Regions from separate parts of the Homo sapiens genome. Here all the other regions are linked to region 2. A link is a loop called in an ENCODE intact Hi-C map of the cell type or tissue named here. Cell type or tissue: mammary epithelial cell. All regions are shown on one strand. Region 1 overlaps LOC105369890 (a long non-coding RNA gene). Region 2 overlaps LOC105369890 (a long non-coding RNA gene). Region 3 has its middle 56 kb from the start of LINC02399. Region 4 overlaps LOC107984543 (a long non-coding RNA gene).

What was found. Hi-C counts contacts between places; a loop is a spot of excess contacts. Peaks named below come from ENCODE experiments on the same cell type or tissue, not always from the same donor. Only the 100,000 strongest peaks of a DNase experiment are listed, where the experiment ranks them.
Region 1: it touches region 2 in a loop (4-fold over the local background); 6 of 110 quality-filtered maps call a loop at or near these places.
Region 3: a loop joins it to region 2, with 4 times the contacts of the local background. A loop is called at or near these places in 3 of 110 quality-filtered maps.
Region 4: a loop joins it to region 2, with 7 times the contacts of the local background. A loop is called at or near these places in 5 of 110 quality-filtered maps.

The regions. Positions count from the first base shown.
Region 1 is chr12:90,018,217-90,026,216 of GRCh38, forward strand. LOC105369890 (a long non-coding RNA gene) reads left to right here. Exons shown (of 13, transcript XR_001749246.2): 8 at 3,304-3,340. Among named protein-coding and RNA genes, the nearest start is that of LINC02399, 75 kb to the left of the region's middle. In mammary epithelial cell, no CTCF peak of the experiment used is centred here; no DNase peak of the experiment used is centred here.
Region 2 is chr12:90,088,100-90,096,099 of GRCh38, forward strand. The region is part of intron 10 of LOC105369890 (a long non-coding RNA gene); the gene reads left to right. Among named protein-coding and RNA genes, the nearest start is that of LINC02399, 140 kb to the left of the region's middle. RefSeq lists an enhancer at 2,980-3,582. In mammary epithelial cell, no CTCF peak of the experiment used is centred here; DNase peaks (open chromatin) are centred at 3,032 and 3,342; H3K27ac peaks cover 1,649 bases.
Region 3 is chr12:89,887,540-89,895,539 of GRCh38, forward strand. No RefSeq gene overlaps it. Among named protein-coding and RNA genes, the nearest start is that of LINC02399, 56 kb to the right of the region's middle. In mammary epithelial cell, no CTCF peak of the experiment used is centred here; no DNase peak of the experiment used is centred here.
Region 4 is chr12:89,752,364-89,760,363 of GRCh38, forward strand. All of the region lies in intron 2 of LOC107984543 (a long non-coding RNA gene), which reads left to right. It also overlaps the pseudogene MRPL2P1 and the pseudogene RNU6-148P. Among named protein-coding and RNA genes, the nearest start is that of ATP2B1-AS1, 47 kb to the left of the region's middle. In mammary epithelial cell, no CTCF peak of the experiment used is centred here; a DNase peak (open chromatin) is centred at 4,488; H3K27ac peaks cover 2,399 bases.

The sequences.
Region 1 (8,000 bases), 70 kb before region 2:
TTGTCTTTTCATAACATATTTTTGCCCCCTAATCTGTCCTCCTGTTAGTTTTAAACATGATTAACCGTTTGACATAACTACCCAAATGACAGAGTGTTTGTATTAAATACATATTACAATTTATTTTCCCATATATAATTAGGAATAATCATTGCTGCCAGAATATAAAATGACACATCAATGATAAGTAGAGATAATAGCAGCTGCACACAAGAAAATGCATCTAAACACCTGAAGATTATAATTATATCTCTCTCCCACCCCTTATGTTTGTGTCATGATGCATCTTAGGTGGCATAGACCTTAGGTAGTCATTAAAGTCACGTGAGTATTCTACTAGTATCTACTGCAAATATATAGGTATCCCTTGAGCATATGCTTTTTCAATATTGAAAAATATCAATAACTGAGATAATAGGGAGTGCATTTTACCAAAATGAGAGCTCTCCTTAGGAATCTTAAGTTATACATCATCTTTGTAATTCATTGAATTCAATTGAATACCCACTCTGTGCTAAGTACACTACTAGTCACTTTGGAGGACACACAGAAGAATCACTGCTTCCCTTCAAGAGAGTTACAATCTCTGTTGGAGGTGGAGACAGGACAAGACAGAGCAAGGAAGAACAATTAATATCACACTTGTCTAATTTTTCTAAGTTGTATAGTTTCGAGAGTTTATGTGTTGTAGGAATTTGGAGAGAGGAAGTCAGGAGGGATGTGTAGAAGATGTAAGCTTGAGCTGAATTTTGAAGGTTAAGAGAATTTATATAGGTATAGATAGGTATCAGAGACATTTCTCAATATTTATAAGTATTTTGTGGCTTAGTCTTAATTAGATTTTCTTTCTATTTTCTGAGCTATATTATGTTCTTTCATTTAACCAACATTATCTAACCTTTATAGATAACTTCGTTTTGCTTTTAAGATTCAAAAGAAGTAAGAAGCATGGCCCCTAATGTGATCAAGTTGAACAATAGAACATAGATTCATCAAGCTACTTGGCAACAAATACATGGCAAAGGACTTTGGTTTTATCTGTATTTTAACTCCATTAGTACATGGACCATATGGCACTAACTTTCCTAGCATTTTCTCAACTCACAACTCGGGAAGTATGCACAGTAGGTTTAATAGTTTTCAAACAATCTGAAAACTTTTACTGGCTTAATTTTTGGGTAAAGTGTGGCAGACAAGTTTGTCAGAGTTTGTTTTTATTTGACTTGTTGAAAGTGATACTTAAAATATAACTGAAGTGGATTAAAAGAGATTTTATAAAACCATAGATTAACTCTTTAAGTGCAAAACACATACAAAATTCTGCAGGGTGAGTTATTATTTATGTAAAGCCATAGAGTTTTGAAAGCATTTTTGAACATGATATTTTATATTTGATAGTAAATGTTATTTTGTTCTTATTGGCTACTTATATGCTTTTATCTGCAAAACAAAAATTGGATATTTTAAATCAATGACTTTATTAGAGTTATTTAAGCAAAATATCTTAATCCAGTCTTGTCTAACACTATAGCTAAAGGCAAAGTATAATTTTAATGACTTAAAATGCTTTATGACTTTGACTTGTGCTGACTTATGTAAGGATAATACATTCCTATAAGAGGTGTTATGATTAGAAACTAGTGGCCCTGATTTTATCTTTAAGCTACCTGTAGTCCTTGAGGTCTTTTGGGGGCTATTCTTCATGAGAATAGTGCCTCCAAGGTCCCTGCTCATCCAGATATCACAGGGCAGAGAGGCCTAAAAAGAGTAGACCCTAAAATTCAGGGTAGACAAAACTGTTGTTGTGAGAGCAGCAGATTAGGGCATATGCACTTCTCCAACCTGGTAGAGCTATATAGAACCTGCTATTCCTGTGCTTCTGCAAGGGGACAATCTGTAAGGAGTACTAGGAATATAAACTCTTTTTGAGAGGTCCATCATGGGATCATCTTTGTGAATCGGCACAAGTGTTTTCATGGTTCCCATGACTTCAAAACCACAGCTCATGTTGTCCAGATGTTCCATGAGAATAAAAGAAGAAAAAAAAACTATGGTTTTATTGTAGGCTCCTGCATAATCACACCACTTAGACCTATCAGGGTGGCTTGATGTCAGCCTCAATCATATAAATACTGTTATAGGAAGTAAAATAATGTGGAGCTAATTAATTAAATTATCATTGATTCAAGTCAACAAGTAACATAATACTGTTAAGATACTATGTATTGTGAGCAATATGTGGATAATAAAAGAAAAAAATTATCCTCAGAAAGAGCTTAAAATCTCGTAGGAGACATTAGGACAAGTATTTACCCACTGTTACCAAAAAAGAGAGAGAGAGAGCTATGTGCTTTGAAGTTATGATAAAGTCCTTGAAGAAGGTAGAATTACAGAAGAGAGGTGTGGGGGTGGAGGGGGAGAGATCTCACTTCTGACTTGGGAACATCAGAAAAGGCTTCACAAAGGAGGCAGAATCCGAAATGAAACAAAAAGGGTGAGGAAAGCAAATGATGTGATTTTATGATTTTGCAATCAACTTTTAATTTAATTTAATTTTTGTCTTCAGAGTTCCATTCCTGGGATTTGTTAAAAAAAAATTCCTCTCCCTAGCAAGCAGACTTAGAAAGAAAGAAAAAAATATTGCTGGAGGGTCATAAAGTAATGATTGGGCTAGGTAGTAATGCCATCCAATAATTCGCTGGTCACTAAGTATAAAAACATGATACAGATTTTTATGCTGTGAATATTTAGCTACACCTGCCACTGATCATACTTTAAGAGAGGGGTAAAAGGACGTTTGTGTATACTGCTCATTTGGTTAACTGTGAAGAGGTTTGCATTATAATTACGTGACAATTACGTGTTACATTGGTTACTGTCATTGAATCCCTTCATGCTGGAGTAGTGCTGCTGCTGCTGCCCTTGCTGTGGAATGATAATATTACAAGGCTTGGAAAGGTCTTGCACAGCCCTGTCCCTTATGTTGTAGACGTCCAAACTAGAGGGCAGGGAGAGGAAAGGTCTCATGCTTGGTAGTAGAACTCTGATATTAATTCGGTTTTCTTGAGCTCAATTTCCTAGAATTCATTCCACTGGGCATAAAATACCTCCTTCATATTGTTTAGTATATCTACATGCCTCTTAGCTACTGAAATGGATAGTATCTGTAGTAATTGTAGCAATTTAGTAACTTGCTAGTTTGATCTGCTTTGTTCTTCATAGACTACTAGGAACCAATAAATATATTTCTGAAATAACAGTGTTAATGACATTGTGACATTGGTTTTTACTTCTTTTCAATAGATTCAGATATACATGAAAATCATTTTGCATAATGAAGGTAAGCTTAAAAACATTCTTAAAGTTCTACGAAAGCCTTGATATAAAGAGCAAGGTTTAAAATTTCTAAGAAGTCTTTCTATTTGAAGCCCCCCCCGCCCCCTCTCTCTATCAGTGATTTCCTTGGTTGTTCAGGTCTAATATTGACCATAATGCTACAAGCTCAATATAATAAATTATAAAAGCAACCTCATTTTATAATTTGCTACCTACTTTAAGGTGTACTTATTTTCATACTAATGCCTTATCTGCATGTGAAGCCACATGCGAAACATGTCTCATATTGCACTTTGACTTGTATTATGTGTCCATAAGTTCACCTGAACCCTGAAACAGTCAGAAAAAAATTATTGCAGATAACATTATAGGTTACTGAGTTTAGATCTATTGAACTTCTGAGGTTGTTTTATGATATATTGTGTAAACATAAAAAGGTCACTTTACCATGAAAGAAGTAAAGACTTTTATAAAAACTTGTTTTATTGCAGTAATCTTAGCTTCATAAAAAACTCATAGGTAGCATTAAAGGGCACTGAGTTTAGCAAGGAAAGGCATTGAGGTAACCTTTGTGCTTTGTGAAGACATTGATTAGTGCCAACTCTGCCCTTTGACTTAGTAATTGAAATCTTGGCATTTGATCTCAAGTAAGTAACGTAATAAAGAAAATATGTGCATGCAAAGTTATTTATTGCATCATTATCCAAAACTATGTATAATTAAAAAAAAGTTAATATCCAATAAGATGGAATTAGTTTAGTAATTTATAGCATATCCTCTTAGCCTCATAGGATGATGGAGCCAAGAGTAACTCTAAAATTTCATTCTCAAGTATTGTTATTATAACATTTCAACAATAAAATGTGACAAAATGTAAAAATAATAGAGTAATCTGCAAAATACACATGCTTTTTGTGAGCAGTGTTACTAGTCCTGATATGCCATATCACATCAGATTTTAAATGTGTAAACTACTTTAAATTGTTCAATTTTGAAATAAAAATGAGCAAATAAATGTGCAGTTTTGATTTCAAAACTAAACAAAAGTAAGCACTATTTTTCAAAGATATTGCTAAATCGCACCATTACAATAATAATATATAAAATTGTAAACCATAGTATAAACCTAGATTATGGTGTTTGCATAATGTTGCAAAATAGTGCCTGTAAAAAACTCAATGCTGCATCTTTCATTGCTAGTAATTTCTAATTATATGCCTGGTTCCTCCATGCACTGGAGCAATACATTTACTGCTTTTGAATAAATGCAGATACAACCACATGGACAAAGTAGTTCTCACTTGGCCTCAAGTTTTGTCTCCTTTTTTGAAGTCCACCACCACAGACACAGAATACTCTAAAAGCCAATATACTTTTAGGAGGCACTTGGAAGAAAAAATGTTTCATTGAAATTTAAAAACTTCATATGAGAAACCAAGAGCAAAGCCAAGTAGGTGGAGGTGCTGAGTTTCTACCCTGAACCAGAGAATATGGAGGATTCACCACGCCTTTGGGGCAGCTTTCCTTTCCTCATGAAGAGGACTTTTGAATTCTTGCTAGGCTTAATTAAGGGAGGAGCTCTGGGAGGATTTTCAATGAAAAGCCTGAGTGTGGATGCTAGAGAGGGTCCTCCTCCTTGTCGCCCTGCAATTGAAGCCTGGAGCGGGAGATTAAGTCCCCCAGAGGGGTGAAGGGTTCTAAAAAAAGGAGGGACTGGCATGCTGCTCTGCTTCTTGTTTGGAATTCCAGAAGGAGACACCTCCCAGACTCTATATCCATGTGGGGCTGCCTTAGTAGATGGAGATGGTGATGTGCTACTTCACACAGAAGGGTCTGAGTCACCCCTTCCTCTGCCTCACCCTCAAACCCCTTCCTCCCTGGATGCATCTAGGAAACCTGAAACATTGTGCCTGAGGGGATTTAAACTATAATTGAAAACTGTGAGATGTCTGTCTGCCAGGGGTTAGTGGGGTGATTGGGAGGTGAGGCCTCAATGGTCAAGATCCAGGCTAGAGGGTCTCAGAGGATCAGCAGTTTTAGCAAGGGCTGAAGGGGAGCAGAGCAGCAAGACAACTGAGCTTTTTGAGCAAAGCTTGATGGATGCTTGAGTCTGGAGACAAAGCCCTATTACCATCTGTCTCCTGGGCTAAAACCTAAGACCTGGAGGCTGAACTACACAGGCCAGGCCAGAGGAGGACTCTCAGACCAGAAGCTCCTGCCCCTAAGCCAGGATGATACATAAGCCCTGAGAATTTAGATCTCTTCTAGCAGAAAGGAGAAAGGCAGCTGGGTGAGGATGGAGAGGAGCAGTATTCCTTTCCCACCATTAGGAGAAAGAGGGGTTTTTGTCCTAGGTTATTCTAACAATATAGAAATTTATGTTTTTATTTTTGTTCAGCTGTCTTTTTGTGCCTCAAGAAATAAATACCTGCTAAAGCCATGGTTTGTGTATATATATATATATATATATATATATACATGTGTAAGTCTCGGAGAGAATGAGATTTTATTAGTGATTTCTTGCCCTGGGAAAACACATTGAGGCCTAAATTATAGTGGATCAGGGATGGATGAACCAGTGGAAAGGATACGGGGGAGTAGATGAGACTGGGAGAAAGAGGGAGCTTAGCAGGATGGATAAGATCTTGTTGGTAATCTCAAATTCGGTTTTTATCCAAACAAGGTTGTAGCCCTGGAAGCCAGGGAGTTGCTGGAAATGTGTCTGATCTGGGGTAAATCGGGGTTGGTGTGGTGTAGAGGAGCAAGCAACCTGTCTAGATAGCATAGGGCCCGGATATAGGAATTCAAGAGATTCAAAAAAAAGATTACAGGCCATGGTATTTGAGGCATATTGCCTAATGGTTTATTTTTATGATTTGTGTTTCCTACAAATGCCAGGAATGCAATTGGTTGGCTCCCGGGCATTTGGAAGGAAATATTTGCAGCTGGTTAATAGCAAAATAAACAGTTGCAAGTATGCTCTGCAATTGGATGGAGAGAGGGCTGACAGGGACAGAAAGGGGAGGCTAAAAAGAGAAGTATGGGATGCAGCAGAGTGTTGCCGGAACAGTGGAAAGTTTAGAGTCGAATGCGTCTGGGTTGAATCTGAGGAATTCTGTTTACTTACTGTATGTGGCCTTGGGCCAGTCAATTTTTCTCATCTGCAAAATGGGGATAATCACATTTACATTGCTGGGTTTTGGTAAGCATTAGGATTATTAGGATTATGTGTATAAAGCATGTAAATCCTTCTCTGGCACCTATCCAGCAGGTGCTTGGTAAATGATAGTTATCAATAGAAAAAGATATATTTATTTTTTTCTGGAGGGGGACTTTTTTTTTAATTACGTCTTTTTGTTTCCTTTGTTTCTTGTGTTTTTACCTATTGTATTAGTTTTCTGTGGCTGCTGTAACAAATTACCATAAATCTAGTGGTTTAAAGAATAATTTTACTCTCTCACAGTTTGAGAGGCCAGAAGTCTAAAATTGAGGTGTTGTCTACCTCCAGAGTGGGGAGGGGGAGAATCCTCTACTTCTTCCTCTGGTGGTGGTTGGCATTTCTTTGTTTGTGGCTGCACCGCTCCCTGCTCTGTCTTCATAGTCTTCTCCTCTGAGTGTCTGTGTCTAATCTCCCTCTGCTTCTCTTTTTTTTTTTTTTTGAGACAGAGTCTCGCTGTGTCACCCAGGCTGGAGTGCAGTGGCGTGATCTCGGCTCATTGCAAGCTTCGCCTCCCAGGTTCACGCCATTCTCTTGCCTCAGCCTCCCGAGTAGCTGGGACTACAGGAGCCCGCCACCACGACCGGCTATTTTTTTGTATTTTTAGTAGAGATGGGGTTTCACCGTGTTAGCCAGGAAGGCCTCGATCTCCTGACCTCATGATCCACCCGCCTCGGCCACCCAAAGTGCTGAGATTACAGGCATGAGCCACCGCTCCCGGCCTGCTTCTCTCTTATAAGAGTCCATGTGATTGCATTTAGGACCAACCCAGATAATACAGGATAATGCTCCTGTTCAACATTCCTAATCAGGTCTTCTGCTATATAAGGTAATGCTCACTCTTTTTTCATATAAAGTGATAGTCACAGGTTCTGAGGATTAGAAATGGAATATATATTTGAGGGGCTATTTTTTTTCTGTCTAGCAAATCTTTTTAAATATTTTAAGAAAATTTTATAAAAAATCCAGCCTAACAAGTAAGGTTCTAGAAAACAGTTTGACTTTCCTTTAAAGTGGGCTGAGGAAATGGTGCGCATGGAAATGGGGAACTTAGTTTTCAGATTTAAGAAAGGAAGCCAAAAGATGAGCACCTGAAATAAAATACCACCATTTGGAAAAATGAGAAGAAGATTTGAAATAATGATGATATCTTTTAAAAATGCAGTATCATTTACTTTCCAAATTATTCCAACACATTTAGCTCTGCAGTGAATCCCTAGAAATCAAATCTTATTTTGCTACTGATTTTGACTATATCCTTGGAATTATCCATCTGTGGAAAAATCTTCTCTGTGATCTTAACTGAAACTGTGTTTACAAAGAGCTGGGACCCTTCTCATAGCATTGTTATCAGTTCAGACACTGACATTCTGAATGTTACAGTGCTTTTCTTGTGCCCTCCTAAAAATTTCCCCAAATTATAGAAGTGCCTCCTTGACTGGGGAAT
Region 2 (8,000 bases):
CTAGTGAAAAATTGGAGTGAAGAATGTGCTTAGCTTTGTCTGCAAACCTTTTTCCTATGAAAATATTTATCCAATAGAAGCTAGAGGACAGGTGGAGCTTTGAGTTCTATTCGTGCTCTGCCGGGATTTCATTAGATTTAGACTTAACTTTCATTTCCCTTGACTGATTTTAAGATGTATAAAATTGCTCTGAAGACATTCAATGACAGCCAGCCTCCTTAAAAGATGTGTTTAAAAGTGGAAGACTTACACAGTTGCAGGACATAAGAAAACAGAAAAAAAAAAGGGAAGACCATGATACTCAACAACTTAGTGAACCCAAGAAGCATTTTATGGTATGTACTCCTTGAGAGAGGTTAGGTTATGCTGCAAACATACAACCCTCAGATATTGTTCACTTAAAACTGAAATGGTTTCTTGCTTTCCACAGATAGTTCACTGTGCTCTCTGTCCTTACATCATTGTTTTCCGTCCTTGCTGATTCAGCCATGATCCAGAATGCTGCTGCTTAGTATGGGAGAGGCAAAAGCGCATGTGGCAAGGCGCACCATGATCTCTTCAAGCTTCTGCTTGAAAATGACACTTAACATCCATTTCTTAGCCCAAAAAAATAATACGGTCACACGTGAATTCATCAGGATGAGGCAGTACCATCCTAAAGTAATGGAAAACGTATGAAAATTAATATTTGTGAACAGGCTGAGACCTCAGGTACCCATAAAAGTCTTATTCATTATCAATTCCAAATCAATTCTCAAATGTAATTATTAGCCCTTACTCTGTGCTCACCTAGAGGGCCTTGATTTATAAAAAGTGTATATAAGGCTTAGTTGTTCAACCAACATGTCTGCCTGAGACCTGTACAGGAGATGGTACTTTGCTGGACCCTGACTCTAAGGCAATGGTACCCCTATCTATGGTGCATCTGCAGACAGACTAGCGCTGCCGACAAGAGGACCCAGGCAAGAATGAGCTAGTAGAATTTGTGGATGGATATCTTTTGTTTTTAAATTTTACTTTAAGTTCTGGGATACACGTGCAGAACATACAGGTTTGTTACATGGGCATATGTGTGCCATGGTGGTTTGCTGCACTTATCAACCCGTCATCTAGGTTTTAAGCCCCACATGCATTAGGTATTTGTACTAAAGCTCCCCCTCCCCTTGCCCCTCAACCCCTGACAGGCCCCGGTGTGTGATGTTCCCATCTCTGTGTCCATGTATTCTCACTGGTCAGCTCCCACTTATGAGTGAGAACATGTGGTGTATGATTTTCTGTTCCTGTGTTAGTTCGCTGAGAACGATGGTTTCCAGCTTAATCCATGTCCCTGCAAAGGACATGAACCCATTCTTTTTTACAGCTGCATAGTATTCTATGGTGTGTATGTGCCACATTTTCTTTATCCAGTCTATCATTGATGGGCATTTGGGTTGGTTCCAAGTCTTTGGTATTGTAAATAGTGCTCTGATAAATATATGTGTGCATGTGTCTTTATGGTAGAATGATTTATAATCCTTTGGGTATATACCCAGTAATGGGATTGCTGGGTCAAAGGGTATTTCTGGTTCTAGATCCTTAAGGAATTGCCGCAGTGTCTTTCACAATGGTGGAACTAATTTACACTCCCACCAACAGCGTAAAAGTGTTCCTATTTCTTGTGGATGGATATCTTAAGCCAGCCTTAGCAGTGATGTGGGGATTATAGAAGAGGTGAATTTCAATAGGTGGAAGACAATTGGACATTTTCTAAGTAAAAACTCAAGGTAACTGGATGCAATTTCTTTTCTTTCTGTCTCTCTCTCTTTTATTTTTATTTTTATTTTTTTGGGATGGAGTCTCTCTCTGTTGCCCAGGCTGCAGTGCAGTCGTGGGATCTCCACTCACTGCAAACTACACCTCCCAGGTTCATGCCATTCTCCTGCCTCAGCCTCCCCAGTAGCTGGGACTACAGGTGCCTGCCCCCACGCCCGGTTAATTTTTGGTATTTTTAGTAGAGACGGGGTTTCATCGTGTTAGCCAGGATGGTCTCGATCTCCTGACCACATGATCCACCTGCCTCGGCCTCCCAAAGTGCTGGGATTACAGGCGTGAGCCACTGCACCCGGCCTCTTTTCTCTTCTCTTTTCCTCTCTTTCTTTTTGTTTTCTTTTTTTTTCTTTTCCCTTCCTTCCTTCCTTCCTTCCTTCCTTCCTTCCTTCCTTTCTTTCTCTTCCTTCCTTCCTTCCCTTTCTTTCTTTTCTTTCTTTCTTTCTTTCTTTCTTTCTTTCTTTCTTTCTTTCTTTCTTTCTTTCTTTCTTTCTTTCTTTCTCTTCCTTCCTTTTAATTTCTTTCTTTCTCTTTCTTCCTCTCTCTCTCTCTCCCTCTCTCTCTCTCTCTCCCCCCCCCACCCTTCCCTTTCTTTCCTTTCTTTTGACAAGCAGTCTCACCCTGTCACCCAGGCTGGAGTGCAGTGGTAAAATCATAGCGTACTGCAGCCTCAAACTCCTGGGCTCCAGTGATCTACCCACCTCAGCTTCCTGAGTAACTGTAACTTGATGTGCGTGTCACCATACCTAGCTAACTAAAATATGTCGTGTTTTTTTTTTTTTTTTCATAGAGACAGGGCCTCACTCTGTTGTCCAGGCTGGTCTTAAACTGCTGGCCTCAAGCAATCCTCCCAACTTGGCTTCCCAAAGTGCTGAGATTACAAGCGTGAGCCACTACGCCTTGCCTGGATGCAATTTCTAATTATGAAAATCAAAAAAATCTCTTAGGGTCACAAAAAGAAAAGTCAGATTTATTGAAATACTGTGTTAAGTTAGAGTTTACTATTTCTCTTAAAAATTTACATTTCTCCTCCCCATTCACCTCTTCTCATGCCATTGTACATCCTTCCTTGCACTTTCCAGGAAGCATTTAAAGTTTTTCAGCAGTCTGCAACCAGTAATCCTGTTTCTATTTATAGGATTTTAAATCCTGGCTTCAAAGGTACTCAGGCAGTAGACTGAGAAGATTGTGGGAGTGTGGAGGATTAGCCTTAGGCAGCTGTATGACAAAGCAGTCTATTCACTCCAGATAAGAGTGAAGGAGGTTGAGACTTATAATTCATTTCACTTACATCTGTCTTCTAGACCCCTCCTTAAACAAAAGGGGGAGAAAATTGTTCATTCCCGCTTTCTGCGTTTTAACAATCTCTTTTATTTCTGCTCTTGGGAGGTGGAGAAAGCCACTACTGAATGCTGTTATCCTGAAGTGAGGCTGAATTTTGCCCACTCCAAGCAACTGCACTGCTAGGACTTTATGTTGCATCATAACCCAGCCACACCCAGTGATGCATCGGTGATTGCACCCACACCCAGTGGGTGGGAGAATGACTTCCACATCCTTTAGCACCTTGGGAAAAGTCCTCAATTTCTTTAAACCACAGAGTGGAATGACTCACAGGAGACATTTCCATATCAGCAGCCTTCCAAGACCTAACCATAGCTCTCTGACTTTCTGCATTTGGTGTCAAAATGCAAGTCCCTGTGCTTTGATTGATTGAAATGCAAACCCTAGCTTGGGTGCTGGATTAGCTGTATATCTGATTTAAATTCGCACTAATCCTCTCCTGGGATTTCTTCTTTTCCTGGGCACTAATTTGGTAAGGATGACAAGTGGGCTTAATTATTTCCTGTCTAAGGAGACTCTAGGATATGTACCTGTATTAAGTAAAAGAGAATGGCTTTGTATTTAACCTCTTTAAAGGAGCAAATGAATGCGTAATGTCAACATTTTTGACACCAAAATTTCATCTGAGGAATAGAATAGAATATAACACATTTTCATGGCTTCACGTAGTGATGGCATAAATTAAGCTGACTAGTAACCTAAGTCTAAAATGAAGGTAATTATGAAAATGGCCTGTGCTCTCAGTTACTCAGGAGGCATAGGTGGGAGGACTGCCTGAGCCCAGGAAGTCAAGGCTGCAGTGAGCTGGGAAGGCACCAGCACACTCTAGCCTGGGCAACAGCGTGAGACCCTGTTTCAAAAATATATATATTATAATTTATACATGATATAATAATATATATAATATATAAAAATATATAATTATTATATAATAATATATGTAATATATAAAAATATATAATTATTATATAATATATATTACAATTATATATAATAAACAGTTTAGCCGTTTGTCTTTAAATATATATTATATATAAAATATATATTATATGTTATATATGTTGTATATAATATATAAAATATACATTATATATTATATATGTTGTATATAATATATAAAAACTATATAAATATATAATATATAGTATATATTATATATAAAATATTAAACTGTTTAGCCATTTGTCTTTATATATAAATATATTATATATAACATATATTATATTATATATCATATATGTTATATATGATATATATCATATATATGATATATGATAGATGATAGATTATATATTATATATGATATATAATAAATATTATATATCATATATAATATATATAATATTAATATATAATATAAATATATAATATTAATATATAATATAAATATATATTTATAATATATATTTATATTATATACAATTATATAAATATATAATTGTATATAATTATTTATATAATATGTAATATAATCTTATATATATAATTATATATTATATATGCATGTTATATATAATACATAACATATATAATATGTATATATAATATATATTTATATTATATATAATATAAATATAAATTTTATATATAATATGTATATAATATATGTATATAATATTTAATACATATAATATTAAACAGTTTAGCCATTTGTCTTTTTATATATATAATTTATATATTTATAGAAATTATATATATATAATTTACATATTTATGTAAATTATATATATAATTTACATGTTTATGTAAATTATATATATAATTTACATGTTTATGTAAATTATATATATAATTTACATGTTTATGTAAATTATATATAATTTACATGTTTATGTAAATTATATATATAATATACATATTTATATAAATTATATATATACTTCATATATATAAATTAGATATATATAATTCATATATATAAATTAGATATATATAATTCATATATTTATATAAATTAGATATATCTAATTTATATATATTTATAAATTATGTATATAATTTATATAATTATATTAAATATATATATAATTTATATATATTTATGTATATTAAATATATATATAATTATATATATTTGTATATAAATATATATAAAAATTATATATAAATATATATAATTTATATATTAATTTGTATATATATAATTATATATATAAAATATATAATTTGTATATATTATTTTATATATTTATATATATTATATAATTTATATATATTATATTATTATATATATTGTTATATATAATATAATTTAAATAATATATATTATATATATAAATTATATATAGAAATGATATATATAAATTATATATAGAAATATATATATAATTTATATATTATATATAAATTATATGTAATATATATGTATACATTTATATATAATATATAATTTATATATAAAGATATACATTTACATATAATATATATAATTTATATATATAAATATATACATTAATATATATAATTTATATATATAAATATATACATTTATATATATAATATATATAATTTATATATATTATATATAAAGACAAATGGCTAAACTGTTTAATATTATATAAGATATATATTATATATATAAAATATATATCTTATATATTATATGTATTATATATAAAATATATATTATATAGTATGTATTTTATATATTATATATAATATATATAATATATTATATAATATATATTATATATAATATATTGTATATTTTATAAGATATATTATATATAAAGTACATAATATATTATATATAAAGTATATAATATATAAAATATATATTATAGGTATAATATATATTATATAAAATATATATTATAGGTAAAATATATAATATATAAACTATATATTTTAGGTAAAATATATATTATATATAAAATATGTGTTATATATAAAATATATATTATATATAAAAATATTTAATATATATATTTATATAAAGACAAATGGCTAAACTGTTTAATATGGCCAGCATGGTCTTGTAGAGGATGAGCTATTTACAATTGAGTGAACCCTTAAGCTTAAGTACTCTAAAACCCTATATATTAATCTATCATAGTAGTTTTCACAGTATTATAAAGGTATATTTAGTTGTTCTCTCTTACCAGATTGTAAGCTAATGAAAGTGTGCATTTGTTATTATTACTATTATTTTATAGTCTAATTATATCACTGTGTTGTATTTAATAGACATTCGAACAGGGAATTACTCCTCCCAAGAATATTCTTCCAAGGTAAGAACCAGAGTCTTGTATATGCCCTTAGTCTTTGAAGTTTCTGGTTTATATCTTACATGTACATGCATAATTGAAAGACAATTTATCTGAAACTCATTCCTTAGATTATTACTAAAGTTTGTAGATCAAGATTGTAAAGTCCTTCTCAGATAACTTTTTGTTTCAGAAGTGAATCCTGGTCTAGTCTACTTTGAAGGTAAAACCTTATATAAAAATATGATCATACTAAAAACCTAGACAAATTTTTAGTATGATGAAATATTTCTAATCTCCAACAGATGGCCTGCTTATTTGAAGTGTTATTTGGTAATAACAATAGCTAACGTTTACTGAGTGCTTACTATTCCACATTTTAACTTATTTAACCCTCAAAACAACCCTATTGTGTAGATACTGCAGTTTCCCTCCTTTACAGATGGGAAAACTGAAGCAAGGAGAGATTGGCCATGGTCTCACAGCTGGTAATGGGTAGGTCAGGGATTAAAATCTAGCAGTCTGAATTCTGCTACACTTACAGTGTAGTCCCTCTTAACTTTTACATTATTACAGAACAATAGAAAAAATAACACTCCACACAGATCATTGGAGCTCATTAATATCATCATCTTTGATTTCACCCAGTAACATTTTAATTTAGATTTTTGAAGGTTAAGGCACTGAAATATTAGTTTGGGGCCTAAAGTAAGAACACAGATAAAGACATTTATATTATATTTTTATTTCTCTGAAGTAAAGCTCTTAGTAATTGGTGAAATTAGGTATGTTTTGGGGGTTAGAGAACTCTTGAAAATAATTTCATTGTGAGTATCTCTGCTGAATATCAAAATAGTAAGGAAAGTCCTGACATAAAATAGAGAAGTTTGAAGTTGATGATCTATGTTTCATAAGGACCGCTTGGTTTGTGCCTTGGCTTAGCTAGGAACTTCAATGCAAGGTTTTCAAATGTGTTGGGCACATTTTACATATGAGAATAATTGAGTTTTGGATTAACTGTGGTTTAAAATGTATAATCACATAGTTTCTATAATTTTTTAAAAAGTTAACAATTTACAAAGATCAAAATGTTGTAGCCAAAAAACTAATTCCTCAGGAATGCTGGAAAGAAATCTGCAAAGATTAGAGTGTTATGTTCAGGGTAAGGTGCTTTCAGTGCAGGGATAGGTTAGGCTGCTGTGAATTTCCAGAGTGTCCACTGGAGAATGGGGCTGAGATGCAGAAGATCACTGCAAAGAGCAGATATAGGTTCAGATTTTGTGAAGTCTGAAGCTTTTATTAATAGGAGAGGGACATCATTAAAAACAAAATATAAATTTTAAGTGCAAATGACAAGAGTAGTTCCTAAGGCCTTGGACAGGGCATATATGAGGGGAATGGATGCTCTTGAATCTTAAGGTAAATTCACCCCCTGCAGATTTAGAGCTTGGAAATGGATCATCATGGAGGATGAGAAAATCATCTATCATTGTTCCAGTCCTTGAAGTAGAAAGGAAGCCTCTAAACTATGTGTCAAAGCCCTCATTGAATGGCAGTGGCGGGGGTGGGGTGGGGTGGTGAATAAATGGTAGCTTTCTACGTGGAAAGAACAAGGAAGGGAAAGAGGACAATCATAGTAATGTC
Region 3 (8,000 bases), 200 kb before region 2:
TATTGAAATATTTTAACAAAATGAGAATGATCATTCATGTCCTGAGGGAAAATTGCCATTCCATTCTAGATGAAATTCCTATTTTTGAGAAGTGCAAATTTGCTAAAGTAGTACATTCATCCAAAATTAGCTTGTAAAATGCTTGCAATAAGCAACGTCTCCAGCTCATGGTCAAATGGCATTTTGTACGAATATTCAGTAATAAGATATCTTACATAGGTTAAAGTACAATTATGAAAATGTCTTCTATTTCTTCAGGATTTCATTACCATGTTTTGCAAATTTAATATCATATCTGAGCTGATATGAGCCAAAAAATAATATATTTTTGTGCCTGGCAAGGATACTCAGCTTCTGTACTTGAGAACCAAAGGAGGTTGTCCTCAAAAATATGTGAGATTTTTTCATGGGGTGAAACACTGCTGATGCCGTGATTGATTACCAGCCACATAACTTAGCAAGTCAAATGAGAACTTTTTATTAAATACCTATGGTGTGCAAAACTCCAAATGGTAATAATTAAATTACATGATATTGGTTTAACAAAGAAGAAAATTGAAAAAAAAAGCTAGTACAGTGGGTGACACACAGTAAGAACTAAATAAATATTAGTTTTCTTCCTGACTTTTAATGGGGGAAGGAGATTGAGATAAAGAGAAGTAGAAAGAAGTTCAATATTCAAGAGAAGACCTGCTGGTTTATGTGTTCTCAATGTCAAGAATGGAGGAGCACTGACCTGTCTCCTTTCTTCCAGATCCATTGGTAAATCAAGATGCAAGTTTACGAAATGACCAGTCTGGCTTCGGGGTATGGTAAATGCAAACCTTGAGTTCTTTCATGGGAACTGAGTTCATCATCTTGTTCTCTCTAGTCCTAGATATATATTATAATATATTATATATTTATACTTATATATGTAAGTATATATTATAATATATATTTATATCTATATTTATACTTATATATATAAGTATACGTATTATAATATGTTACATATAGGACTAGAGAGAAAAAATTCATATATATATGTATATATATATATATGATTATATATATGATGAGAGAGAGTCTCACTCTATTGCCCAGGCTGGAGTGCAGTGGCACAAACATGAATTACAGCAGCCTTGAACTCCTGGGCTCAAACAATCCTCCTACCTCAGCCTCCTAATTAATTAGTACTACAGTCATGCACCACCTTGCCCAGCTATTTAAAAAAAATTTTTTTTTTGTAGAGATGGAGGTCTCGCTATGTTGCCCAAGTGATCCTCCTGCCTTGACCTCTCAAAATGCTGGGATTGTCAACATGAGCCAACCACCATGCCCAACCTCTAGTCCTGTGTTTTAATAGAGCTGGAACACAATGCAAATGAGTATCGATTTAAAAATTTTTAAATTTAACCCTTTGGTAGGCAGAACCACTGTAGTCCTCTCCCTCCTAACAATTATACCTAGGTGGCCCACTATGCTTTCATTTGGCAGAATCTGTTGGAGTATTATTTGGGCTGTTTTTACATTTATAGAGTTCAAGGTAAATCCCAAGCAGGGTTATAAATCACAGGAATTTTCAAGCCTACATGACCCTTGATTTTTAAATAGCCTCAAGATTCCCTAGGCCCCCTCGAAGTTAGATTCCAATATGGGTAATTTGAGAAATTCTCACTCTGTTCCTGCCTTGAAGAAAATTCAAAAGCAGTGAGTCAGCTTCTTGGGTCTCTTTTGGGATTGAGTCAACCAAGGGAAGGTACTTCATACGCAATGAGATGACTGCCTCAACAATAAAATCTTTGATTTGTTTTTCTTCCATATATATGGATAGATATATTTGGATAGCGTGATGGATCGTGAAGAGGTGGAGTCTTTTTCCCTTCCCTTGATACTGTGACATATTTTGGCAACAGCATGTAGTAGAAGTGATGTTGTGTAATGTTAACTCTTGGAACCCTGTGTGAATCTCAAGTAACATGGAAAGTCCGCTGGAAGGAGAATGGAGGTGTTTCAGTCAACATTACCAGCTGAACTTCCAACAACATGTGTGTGCCATCTTGGATTCTAGCTCAGTCTGGCCTCTGGAGGAGTGGCCAGGCTGATTCTGTTGCTAGCCCTAGCCAAGAGGACATGAAGCAGAAGAACTGCCTCGCTAAGCCTAGTTAACCCACATATCTTTACAGACAAAACAATCATTGTGGGTTTTCTATGCTACTAAGTTTTAGAGTGGCTTGTTACACTGATCAAAACACATAGAGACATTAACACTCTCTTAAAGTTTGCTTTGAGCCCAGTGGCACTTATTTGTAAAATGTCTGGCTTGGGGATATCTGTGCTTTTGAAACCTCTTTTCTCTAAATGTAATTATTTTGAGTGTATAAAAATAAAAGTTGGGGCTGTGGCAGCAAAAGCACCACACTTAAATCACTGGAGAAGAGGTGAAGTCAAATGTTGTGAAGACTGTGATTGGTATTGGGGAAGAGGGGTGTATATTTGTGGGAAAAGGTGGCATCAATACTATCTGGTCACTGTAACATGCCAGTACCCCCTAGGGGAAGCTCTTGGACTTCAAAATTCTGCCGAGATTTTTTGAGTTGCATGAGTAAGCCTTCATTCTTTTATTATTTTCATATTGAATTAGAAGCTTTTTTACATAAATATAATTTTCTTCAGCATCTGTTGATTTTTTTGGACCATGAAATTTAGCAGAAAATTAAAAGCATGAAGATTTACATAGCATAATGCTGAGTTATGCAAGTTTGAAATAAAACTTTATCTAATTCTGTCACAAAAATCTGTTTTTTAGAAGCATAAGGCCTGACAAGCTCTCATTACTCACATCCATATTTGTGAATGCCACCTCACTCTCCTCTCAAGATGATTCTGTTGCTCACCAGTTTGATGGGCCAGTAGAAAATGCATTTGCCAATAGCCTGGGTCAGGTGCCAGTTGCTTTTGGGTTCCTTTGACTGCCACGTCCCTTCTGGAGACGAAACATTGCTAAGGAATTAGCAGGAGTCAGGATAGAGTCAAGGTCAGGAGATAACAGACATAGCCTCAACCCTGGTGAAAATTAGCAGAGTTAACCTTGGGAGGCAGGCATTAGGTAAAAGGTCAATAATATGACTAGAACCATTCAGGCTGGTGTTGAATTTTATGGGTCCTCAGTTCTCTGTTTATTTTATGGCAGAGTAGTTATCAGGTTCCAAGAGAAGAAACTGGTTGGAAAGCTGGTAAGGTTGTTGTTTAGCTCCAAAGAAGGAAGGGTAAAAGGCCAGATCTCCAGGGTACTGTCATTTGGTGTAGGGCATTAAGCCAAGAGTTCTGGTGCTAAAGTATTAGGTAAAGAAAGGACAGGTAATAAAGGGAAGTGTTAAGTGTCAGTTCAAGGGAAGCAGGCAGAGAGCAAGAATGTAATTTGCATAAAGGGATGGCTACAGAAAGACTGATAGGTCAGGTTTGGGAAGGGAACCTTGGAAAGATTCTTGGGGGCAAACTGGTACAAGTGGTGGGAGAATTTTAAATGTGTGTATGTGTTTTTCAATAAAACCTGTGGAAAAAAGAGGAAGCACTAATAAGTACCAGAAAGATCACTGGATTAAGAATCGAGAGGCCATAGCAAAGACTTGGAACCAACCCAAATGTCCAACAATGATAGACTGGATTAAGAAAATGTGGCACATATACACCATGGAATACTATGCAGCCATAAAAAATGATGAGTTCATGTCCTTTGTAGGGACATGGATGAAGCTGGAAACCATCATTCTCAGCAAACTATTGCAAGGACAAAAAACCAAACACCGCCTGTTCTCACTCATAGGTGGGAATTGAACAATGAGAACACATGGACACAGGAAGGGGAACATCACACACCGGGGCCTGTTGTGGGGTGAGGGAGGGGGGAGGGATAGCATTTGGAGATATACCTAATGTTAAATGACAAGTTACTGGGTGCAGCACACCAACATGGCACATGTATACATATGTAACTAACCTGCACGTTGTGCACATGTACCCTAGAACTTAAAGCATAAAAAAAAAAAAAAGAATTGAGAGGCCAACAATGCAGACCTAGATTAGAGGCTAGCTAGCCAAGTGACCTTTAGTGAGTCATTTTATGCCAAGAAATCAATAGCAAAATGAAAGGACTGATTGTACCAACAATTGATTTTAGGTGTCCACTTTCTGCTAGAATATGTGCTGTGTGCCACAAAGGGGAGCCTTTGGGACAACTGGCCTATAAATTATGTATTCAAATTCTAAACAGAATCCCATCCTTGTTATTATTGGAGTTTTTCTGTATCTGAAATTTAATCTATTTGTGACTCTGTATACTTCTTTTATTTTCGTCTTGAACTTATAAGTCAGAGTTTATTTTCATGGCTGGATGGACTGTTGACTTCTAGTCTATAAGAAACCATTAGAAAATCAGATGTCTGTGGTTACTGACATTAGAAATATGGAAGCAACTCTTGTTCTCACTCTGGACCCAGATTATTGGGTGTGGGGAAGAGCTTGGGCATAGTGTCCTTGAACCATCCTTTATGAACCAAAATAAGGTAGGGCTTCATGAGTGTGGGCAGGAAATGAGGGTTTACTACTGGGGGTTCAGAGAGTATGAACTTCAACTCTGTTTCTTGATGCTCAGAGAGAAGGGATTTCTTTGAGGGCAAAAGACTATTGATCTTTTGCTAAAAGGCACAAATGTCTGCAGGGCAGAGGCCATGCTATGTTAGAGTTCCTTAGTAGCTCCTTTAAATGTGCAGGGAAGAGAGGACAATTGTTTTATATAGACTAAAAAGTATATTGCCCTACAAAAGTTATAGTATAAATCTTTGAAGTTATTTGTCCTCTGAGGGGCCAAAAGTATTCTGCTTTTCCCTCTCAAATGCTGCATAAGAGTATTCTGGGATGTGTATAATAAACAAAAATAGTAGAGTCCAGTTTCTTCTTCTCATCCATGGAGAGGATAAGAAAGTTGGCCCTAGGCACAGATAAAATTTTGCTTTTATAGTTAACAAATATACCATCAGTCTTAGCAACATATGATTCTGATTAGGTTACTTAGAATCATCCTAACATCACCACCATTGTTGCAATTCCAGTAAAGTTACTTACTTCACACCAGACCTTGTGCCTAGTACCAACATACTGTAACTCATTGAATGACCCCAGGAATGCTATAAGGTTGGTATGATAGCCCTTATTTCATAGATGAAGATTCTTCAAGTTACTGGATAAATGCAAAATATTTAACACTCAGTCCCACAAGGTCAGTGGCTGATCTGAAGTGGTGCACAGATACTCTAGTGTTAACATGTTGAAAAATTTAGCCCTCATATTCTCCTGTACTCTTTTCTTGGTTAAAACCAATTCTTTCCTCAAGTCTGTTTAAATGTTACTTCTTCAAAGAGGTATCCTAAAGGGCTGGGCTGGAGATCCCTCTGCTCTGCCCTCATAACACTGTCTCTGAGTAAAGCCAAGCACCCCTATAATAACTTATATATTTAGAGTCTGCATCCTCACCAGAGCAATAGTCTTTTAATCAGGCCTCTCATCCTATATCTCCTTGCAAAAGGGGTGAACAGATTTATTTGGCCATGGATGGGGGCATCTATCAACTATCTGCAAGTTTAGACAAGTTTAGCTAAATTTTGCGTTGTCATTATATATAGTTACAATGTAAAAATATATATATTCTCAATTATGTTGGCACTAAATCATGGCCCTTTAATTGTCATGGGTTAATAAGACTGGAACAGAGGTGAACACAAGTAAATAGTGTATATGTGTCAAGTGAAAATGTTATGTCACATTGTGCCACATAAATGAAGATTTATAGATTTATAGATATATTAAAAAGATGTGCTGGTGATAGCACAATTTGTTAGGGCAATGGAGTATGTTGTGAGTTAATACTGTTTTCAACAAAATATCATCTATTATACTTAATTAATGAGGCTAATTTGAGTTTTACTGGTGTTGAAATTGTGTATTTGTTTTATAATTCTGATACCTTTTTATAACTGTTGATATGGTTAGGCTTTGTGTCCCTGCCCAAATATCAAGTTGAATTATAATCCCCATAATCCATGCATGTCAAGGGAGAGACCAGGTGGAGGTAATTGGATCATGGAGGCGGTTTCCCCCATGCTGTTCTCAGGATAGTGAGTGAGTTCTCACGGGATCTGATGGTTTCATAAGTGGCTCTTCTCCCTTTGCTCAGCACTTCTATCTTCCTGCCACCCTGTGAAGAAGGTGCCTTGTTTCCCCTTTGCCTTCTGCTATGATTGTAAGTTTCTTGAGGCCTCCCCAGTCATGCTGAACTGTGAGTCAATTAAATCTCTTTCCTCTATAAATTACCCAGTCTCAGGCAGTTCTTTATAGCAGTGTGAAACCAGACTAACACAACCATATAAGAGCTGGATATATAATGTATTAATATTTAGTTGTATGCTAATATATTTTTATTTATCATTGTAACACAATTAATTTAGGTTAGCACTAGTTCTCTGGGAGAACTTGTTTTTTGTCCATACGAATGAGACTTACATTCTGCAAGTCTGAGCAACACTAGATGAGACAGTAATGTCCATGAAGACAGGACTTGTGTTTCTCTTGTTCACAGCTGTATCTCTACAGCTAGTAGACTGCCCACTGCCCAGCACATTCTATGATCTCAATAAATACTCAGTGAATAAATGGGAGACTAAATATTTCATCTTCTTACTGAACTCTTTCTTTTCCTAATTTGTTTTCCTATATGAATTCCATTCTCTAGGCTTCACAGTGAATCAATATTGGCCTATCTGACCTTTTTTTTTCCTTCCTGCTTACTTAATGCCATGCCCTGCATTTCATCTGTTTCTGACAGCACCCTTGGTAATTCCCAGTTTGCTATCAGTCTTTCTGGGCCAGTCTTGCAGAACTCCTAGCAAAAAATAGACATATTGCTTTATAAAATGAGTCATCTTCAGTCTCTTTTTCATACCAAACATTTTTAGAGTATTTTGTAATATGATTCAATTTTTCAAAAATTTCCAGCAACTTTCAGGAGCACACCTTAGTGTGAACATGCTTAGGACATTACAGCTGATGAAAACAGGATGTAATAACACAAGAGATTTCTTTGACACCAAGTCATTTAAACCCCAACATAAGAGATGAAACAAAATAGCCTCACTTTTAAATGTATTAATATTGAGATACATTCTCCAAATATTTTACTAGGTAACAAAATGTTAGGAGAGACATATAATAAAAGCTAGGCAATGTTTTCAAACGAAAAATGTTCTCTCCTTTACTAAGCTGCTAAAATAATCTGCACTGATATAATCACTTGTGTCTCTATAGAGATAAAAGGATGTAGAGATAAAGTCACTGAACTTGCATTAAATATTGCAAGTGTGTCACTTATTCTAGACAATTTCTTTGGGTCTCTAATTTCACAGGGTTGTTGGAAGGTTTTTTTTTTCAGCTGGAAAAGGCTATATTTATTTTACAAGTTTTGAAAATAATGGTTAAAATCATTTAATTAGCTAGCTGGTAACTCGACTTGCTACTAGCTGTTTACTTTAAAAGTAACCATCTGGGGCCCAGGCAAGGTGCGTTGTGCCTGTAATCCCAGCACTTTTGAGTCTAGCAGTTTAAAACCATCCTGGGCAACACAGCAAGACCTCATCCCTCCAAAAAAAAAAAAACAAAAACAAAAAAAAACGCTGGGAGTGGTGGCTCACACCTGTTGTCCCAGCGACTGAGAGGCTGAGGTGGGAGAATAGCTTGAGCCTCTGCGGTCGAGGCTGCAGTGAGTCATGATTATGCCACAGCACTCCAGCCTGGGTGACAGAGGAAGACCCTGTCTCAAAAAATAAAAGTAACCATTTGAATTGCTTTCCTACCATTTCAAATGGATTCAATAATTTTACTTGGCCTGCATGACTGTCACAGAGATGGCCTAAAGGTGAAGTGTACTATGGCACCCATTTCACTGGGTTTTATCATTTAGTTGGAAT
Region 4 (8,000 bases), 340 kb before region 2:
CAGACTATTTAAGCCCCTGGACCTCTGAGCCTTTCCATGTCCCCTTGCTCATGCTCTCTCTACTTAGCTGTTAAAAGATCTGCTCTTGCTGCACTGTCACTCTCCACTCTCCTCCCCCTGCTCAACTGGCTTCAGTCTATCCACCATCCTCTCACCGCAGCTGCTACCACTGCTGTTCTCAGAGAGGTGTGGAGGGGTTTCCTCCTCACCACTGCTCACAGCTCTGTTTTAGGATCCCTCTGTTAGCCTGTCTCTTAGCTTACAGGCATTCTGCCAAAGAATCTGGAGCCTTTCCTAAAGGATGGGTAGAAGTGAATTTGAGTGACACAATCATATGTCTCCCTAAATGGTTTCTTCTTCCCTACTAATAATAGGTATCAATAGGATTCTACGTATCTTGACCTTCTCCTACTTCAGGTGGGATCTAAAGAAAAGGTCATCTTCCCTTTTCTTTTTGGTGGAAGGGTATTCATTGTGGTTTCATAGGTTTTCCATCTCAATATTTCTCTCAAGAACACTAGCAGGAGTGTGATGAGCCCTGGCTATCCTGATGGCCCTGTGGGCACTGACCTGCACTCTGCACTCTCTGAGCCTGGCACCCCCGACCGTTGCCACTTCTGTCCCGAGTCTGTTCCCTGCCTCCCAGGTGATGAACAATGCCCTCTTCCAATGGCCCTCTGCCTTGATGTTGCTCCCCTGCCACCAAATCCTTACTTCTATGGCCCTTAGTGCCAACTTTGTGCCTTGAAAGAGTCATACCAAGTACACAATTAAACCAGTGAAGATGAGGAAGTCTGGGGGTGAAGACCACACAGGCCAGATCTGGGTGCACGGTATTGACAGGGGCCACAAGCAACATTATTGCATGATTGACTTTTGTGTTTCTGGCCTGAGGAGGAGACCAAGTCAGGACCCTTTGAGGAGAAGGTTATCCAAGTCCACCGTGATCCCTGTAGGTCAGCAGACATAGCTCTGGTTGCTGGGGGTAGCCAGAAACACTGGATCATCACCACAGAAAACTTGCAGGCTGGAGATACAATCCTGAACTCCAACCACATAGGCCAAATGGCAGTTGCTGCTCAGGAAGGGGATGCACATCCACTTGGGGCTCTGCCTGTGGGAACCCTCATCAACAACATGGAAATTGAGCCAGGCCGGGGTGCCCAGTATATCCAAGCTGCAGGGACGTGTAGTGTGCTACTGTGGAAGGTGAATGGCACAACCGTTATCCAGCTGCCCTCTAAGAGGCAGATGCAGGTGCTGGAAACATGCATAGCAACAGTAGGCTGAGTATCCAACACTGATCATAACAAACAGGTCACTGGCAGGGCAGGTCACAACCGTTGGCTGGGCAAGAGGCCTTCCAGTGGGCTACAGCACCACAAGGGGTGCTGGGCTGGCCGAAAGATTTGGCCACTACCCTTCATGAAGAGTTATGTGAAGCTGCCTTCTGATGCTGCCCAAAGCTGATATCCCTGTATTGTAATAATGTGCCCCCCTCCCCTGAAAAAAAAAAAAAGAGCACTAGCAGGTTCTTGAGCAGCTGGAACTCTTAGAAACTTGCTGTTTTACCCCAAGTTTCCAGTATGAGTATAGTGATTAGATTCTCCTTCTTCTCATCTTTTCTCTTTCACTGGCCCTCAAGGCACTTAAAATAAAGCCATTAATATTTCATGGTAAACCTTTGTTTTTATCATGCTCACTTCAGCAGCACATATACTAAAATTGGAATAGTACAGAGAAGATTAGTATGGATGACATGCAAATTCGTGAAGTGTTATATTTTTAAAAGAATGAAATGCTGTCACTTACAGCAACATGGAGAAACCTGGAGGGCAATATGTTAAGTGAAATAAGCCAGGCACAGAAAGACAAACACCACATACTCTCATTCATTTTTGAAATCTAAAAAGTTGTTCTCGTTGAAGTGGAGAGGAGAATAGTAGTTACCAGAGGATGGGGAGGGTAGGAAGGAGAGAGAGATGATGAGAGTGATGGTCAACGTGTACACATTTACAGTTAGATAGGAGGAATAAGTTCTCATGTTCTTTTGCATACTAGACTGGAGATGACAATAAAATAGCTAAAAGAGAGGTTTTTGAACATTCTTATCACAAAGAAGTGATAAATGTTAAAAGTGATGGCCATGTTAATTACCCTGATTTGGTCATTACACAATGCATACATGTGCAATCAAAATATTACATTGTATCCCATAAATATATATAATTAGTATGCATCAATTAAAATTTATGCATAATTAGTATGCATCAATTAAAATTTATGCATAATTACTATGCATAAATTAAAACTTTTAAAAAAAACTAGTTTTTTATACTATTGAAAACATAGTTCTATGCATTTTCTAAAATGCCACCTATGCCCTTCCTATTCAGAGCCTCTTGGCTTTAACACATACTGGCCAACTTGGGACCACAGAGGAGGAGCTAAAACATGAGGGATTGGTTTAGGAGGTAAGGGGAGACCCAACATTCATGGCTCTGGGCTTCGGTCATTTGTTCTCTTGTTGGACTTTTTAAAAATAATTTCAACTTTTATTTTAAATTCAGGGTGTTTATGCGCAGGTTTATTACATGGGTATATTGCATGATGCTGAGGTTTGAGGTATGATTGATCCCATCATCTAGGTACTGTACATAGTTCCCAATAGTTAGTTTTTCAAAATTTATCCCCCTCCCTCTCTAGTGGTCCTCAGTGTCTAATAGTAAACATTTGCTACGTCTAAGATTACATGTTAATGATACCGGAGATTACACATGTGCAAGAGGCATAGCTAATGCTTCAAACAGTATAGAGATGGGAATAATTTATATAAAACAGAGAATCTGGGATAAAATCTATGTACTTATATTATAAATTTGGGATTTTTCCCTAAGGAGATGATATTTGAAGTTTTACAAGAGGCATTCATTCATTTAGTCATCAAAAATTTGTTAAGCACCTATGTAATAAACACTTCTAGGTGCTATAATAATAAAATATGAGTGAATGGCAATGGGGAGTTATTTGTTAATGACTCTAGAGTTTCAGTTTTATAAGATAAAGAGTTCTGGAGATGGATGGTGATGGTGGTTGCACAACAATATAACTGTTGGCTTTTTTTTGTTTGTTTTGTTTTTGAGATGGAGTCTCACTCTGTTGCCCAGGCTGGAGTGCAGTGGCGTGATCTCGATCTCGGCTCACTGCAACCTCTGCCTCCTGGGTTCAAGCGATTCTTGTACCCTAGCCTCCTGAGTAGCTGTGATTACAGGCACCTGCCACCACACCTGGCTCTTTTTTTTTTTTTTTTTGTATTTTTAGTAGAGATGGGGTTTCACCATGTTAGCAGGCTGGTTTCAATCTCCTGACCTCAAGTGATCCTCCTACCTCGGCCTCCCAAAGTGCTAGGATTACAGGCATGAGCCACCGCACCCAGCCATAACTGTTCTTAATACCATTGAACTGTACATTAAAAATAGTTAAGATAGTATATCTTATATTATGTATATTTAAGCACAATAAAAATTGAAAACAAAACAATAACAAAATAGATAAATGAATAAATAATTTAAAAAAACATGAGGAAACAAAAAAAGACCTTTGCCCTCTATGGAGCTCATAATCTAGCACGGGGCAATAGACACTACATATTATATTATTTATACATTAGAAGGTCATAAGTGCTAGAGGAAAGGTAGGGGGATTAGGCATCTCTAGGTTAGTTGCTGTTTTAAAAAGAATTGTCAGAGTAGGCCTCTTACTCTTTGATCAAAGACATGGAGATGATGGAATTAGCTACATAAATATCTGGGTTCCAAAGCAGTGAGAACATCCAGTGCAAAAATCCTTAGGTAGGAGCATGCCTGGCACGTTCTAGGGATGTCAAGGAGGCCAGTGTGGCTGGGACAGGGTGGGGGCAGAGAGAGATAGGTAGGAGTTGAGGTTACAGTGGTAAAGGGAAGTCAGATCATATGGGTTCTTGAGATCGTTGGAAGGACTTTGGTTTCTACTCTGAGAGAAATGGGAACCATTGCAAAGTTTTAAAAAGGAGAACGGATGATGTGACATATTTTAAAAGGATAATTATTTACAGAGAGAATAGACTCAAGTGAAGAAGCAGGGTACCTGCTTAGGAGGCTGTTGTATTAGTCTTTGGGTGAAAGATGGTGGTGGCTTGGACTAGAGCAGTAGCAGTATTCGTGGTGGGAAATGGTCAGATTTTTACATATTTTAAAGGTAGCGCCAACAGAATTTCCTAAAGGATTAGAGGTAGGGTGGAAAAAAGAAAAGTCAAGGATGACTCTAAAGTTTTTGACTTGAGCACCTGGACTGTTGGAATGACATCATGGGAGAGGCTTTGAGTGAGCAGTTTTTTTAGGGGGAAGATCAGGAGTTCAGTTTTGAACACATTGAGTAAACTCTGTTATTACAATTTGGTTTTTTAAGTTGCACAAGTGAGGGCCATGGAAAATATGAGTCAACGGTATAGTATCTTTCACATAGTATTGGCTCAGAGTAGGCGTGTCCTTTAGATGTGGAAGAAAAAAGAGGATGTAAGATTGTAAGAGCTCTGTTGCTGACTCATGTTTTTCATGACTGTCACTTGTGCAACTTAAGAAAATTAACTGTAATCATAACAGCTAACAATATTGAGCTGTTACTATGAACAAATAGATGACATGTTAACTTATGCTAATGTGTGTAATTGAAGGAAATGTTAAATTGCAGTTAGAGGGTAGTGAGATTCCCATCCAAGTTCATGGAATCTGTCTTCTGTCCTTGGACTCCAGATTGAGAACCCTGCAGTGATTTTTAGTTTACAAATACCCCTGGGCCTAGATTGTTATCCTCACAGCAGTCTTAAGGAATAGGTCAGTGAGGTTATCCCTTTCATACTCGGAAGTCGGGAGTGGCTTGCCCAAGATAAAAACATGAATTCAACTTCCAGGTTCTCTGACTTCAATGCCAACAATTTCTCAATATTCCCTGCCACCCAACTTTCACTGATCATTTAAAAACTTACAAAAATGTTAGAATAGTACAGTACAATGAACACAGCATACTTTTAACCTATTTCACTAACTGATTATTGTGCCACATTTGATTTATGTCCTTACAAACACACACATACACATACACACAAACACACACGGGAGTTTTTTAGTGACTTTTTAAAAAGTAAATTGCAGGAATTCTGTCACATCCAAGTATGTTTAACCTGCATCCCTTAAGAATAAGAGCATTCTAGAGAACCCATAAATAAAGTCACACACCTACAACCATCTGATCTTGGACAAAACTGTCCAAAATAAGCAATGAGGAAAGGACTTCCTATTCAATAAATGGTGCTGGGATAGCTAGCTAGCAATATGCAAAGGAATAAAACTGGATACCTACCTTTCACCATATACAAAAATTAATTCAAGGTTGATTAAAGCTTTAAATGTAAGACCTCAAACTATTAGAATCCTAGAAGAAAACATAGGAAACACTATTCTGGCCACTGACCTTGGGAAAAAATTTATGATTAAGCAATTGCAGCATAAACAAAAATGGACAAATGAGACCTAATTAAACTAAAGAGTTTCTGTACAGCAAAACAAAAACAAAATAAAAACTATAAACAGAGTAAACAGACAACTCACAGAATGAGAGAAAATATTTGCAAACTCTGCATCCAACAAAGGTCTAATATCTAGTATCTATAAGAAATTTAAATAACTCAGTAAGCCAAAAACAAATAACCACATTAAAAAGGGGTCAAAAGACAGAATGGACGCTTCCCAAAAGAAGACACACAATTGGTCAACAAACATGAAAAAGTGCTCCACATCATTAATCAGAAGAAATGTAAACCAAAACCACAATGAGATATCATCTCACACTAGTCAGAATGGCTATTATTAAAAAGTCAAAAAACAATAGATGCCAGTGAGGCTGCAGAGAAAAGAGAACACTTATACACTGTTGGTGGGAATGTAAATTAGTTCAGCCACTGTAGAAAGGAGTTTGGAGATTTCTCAAAGAACTTAAAAAAGAACTACCACTTGACCCAGCAATCCTATTACTGGGTATATATCCAAAAGAAAATAAATTGTTCTACCAAAAATACACATGGAGTTGTATGTTTATCATAGCACTATTTATAATAGCAAAGTCATAGAATCAACCTAGGTGCCCATCAGTGGTGGACTGGATAAAACACTATGTGTGTGTGTGTGTGTGTGTATATATATATGTATATATATGTATATATAAATACGTATATGTGTATATATATATGTATATATATGTATATATAAATACGTATATATGTATATATGTATATAGAAATACGTATGTATGTGTGTGTATATATGAATATGTGTGTGTGTGTGTATATATATATATATATATATTTTCAAGATGAAGCCTCGTACTGTTACCCGGGCTGGAGTGCAGTGGCACAATCTTGGCTCACTGCAACCTCTGCCTCCTGGGTTCAAGAGATTCTCCTGCCTCAGCCTCCCAAGTAGCTAGGATTACAGATGCCCGTCACCACACCCAGCTAATTTTTTGTATTTTTAGTAGAGATGGGATTTCACCATGTTGGCCAGGCTGGTCTCGAACTCCTTACGTCGTGATTTGCCCACCTTGGCTCCCAAAGTGCTGGGATTACAGGCATGAGCCACCACACCCAGCCAGAAAATATTACATATATATATGTACATATATATACACACACACACACATACACACACACGTATATATGTATATATGCCATATATGTATACCCACACATACCATGGAATACTATGCAACCACAAAAATAACTAAATCATGTCCTTTATAGCAATATGGATGCAGCTACAGGCCATTATCCTAAACAAATTCATGCAGAAACAGAAAACCATAAATGAGAAAGCCTATTCTCATTTATAAGTGCGAGCTAAACATTGGGTCCACATGGACATAAAGATGGCAACAATGGACACTGGGGACTACTCCGGGGGTGGAAGTTTGAAAACTTAACTACTTACTACCTGAGTGATGGGGTGAATTGTACCCCAAACCTCAGCATCACACAATTTACCCATGTAACAAACCTGCACACATACTCCCTGAATCTAAAATTAAAGTTGAAATTTGCTTACAAAATGATTAAGGATATTCTCCTAAAAAACACATCTTTTCGTACCTAAAAAAACACATCTTTTCGTACCTAAAAAAACTAATAATAATAATCCAAACCATCACCTAATATAACCTCTATATTTAAATTTCCATAACTGTCACCAAATGTCACTTATAGCTGTATTGTTTTTCTTTGTAGCAACCAGTCTAGGATTATGTATAGCATTTGAGTTTGAGATCTTTCATCTCTTTTTACAGAATAGTTTCCCACTCTTTTTTTTTTTTTTTTTTTGCTTTTCATGCTATTATTTTTTTCTGAAGAGTCTAGGTCACTTGTAATAAAAAGTGTTCCAAATTTTGTATTTGTTTAATTGTTTTCTCATAGTTAGATTTAGGTTAAAGTATTTCTGGCAGAAAGAGTACACAGGTGAATGACAGGTTGCTCCATTGTCGGTGATACTGAGTTTAGTCACTTGATTAGGATAGTTACTGCCAGACTTCTTCATTGTAAAGGTAAACTTTCTACTTTTTAATTGATAAGCTATCTGTGGAGCAATACTTTGAGTTCAAGGTTTTAGCATCCGTTGATGATCCTTGACTGAATTAATTACTACACTGGAGAGTACAGAATTCTCGTTTTCTCCCTATACTGCCTGTAGACTAGGAATCTTCTGCTCCTAAAGCTGTACTTCTAGTGTTCTGAAACCAGTGTGCTCCACTGTGGATACCACCATGCAGTGGTAGAAGGAGCAAGAGGTGAGTCATGGAATCAGATAGCAGATAAAATGGCAGATCAGGTACTAGAGATGCTGGGCATGGCATATTATTGAGAAGCAAAAGAGCTAGTTTGGTGATACTAAAGTTTCAATTCTGTATTTTTTGGGTGG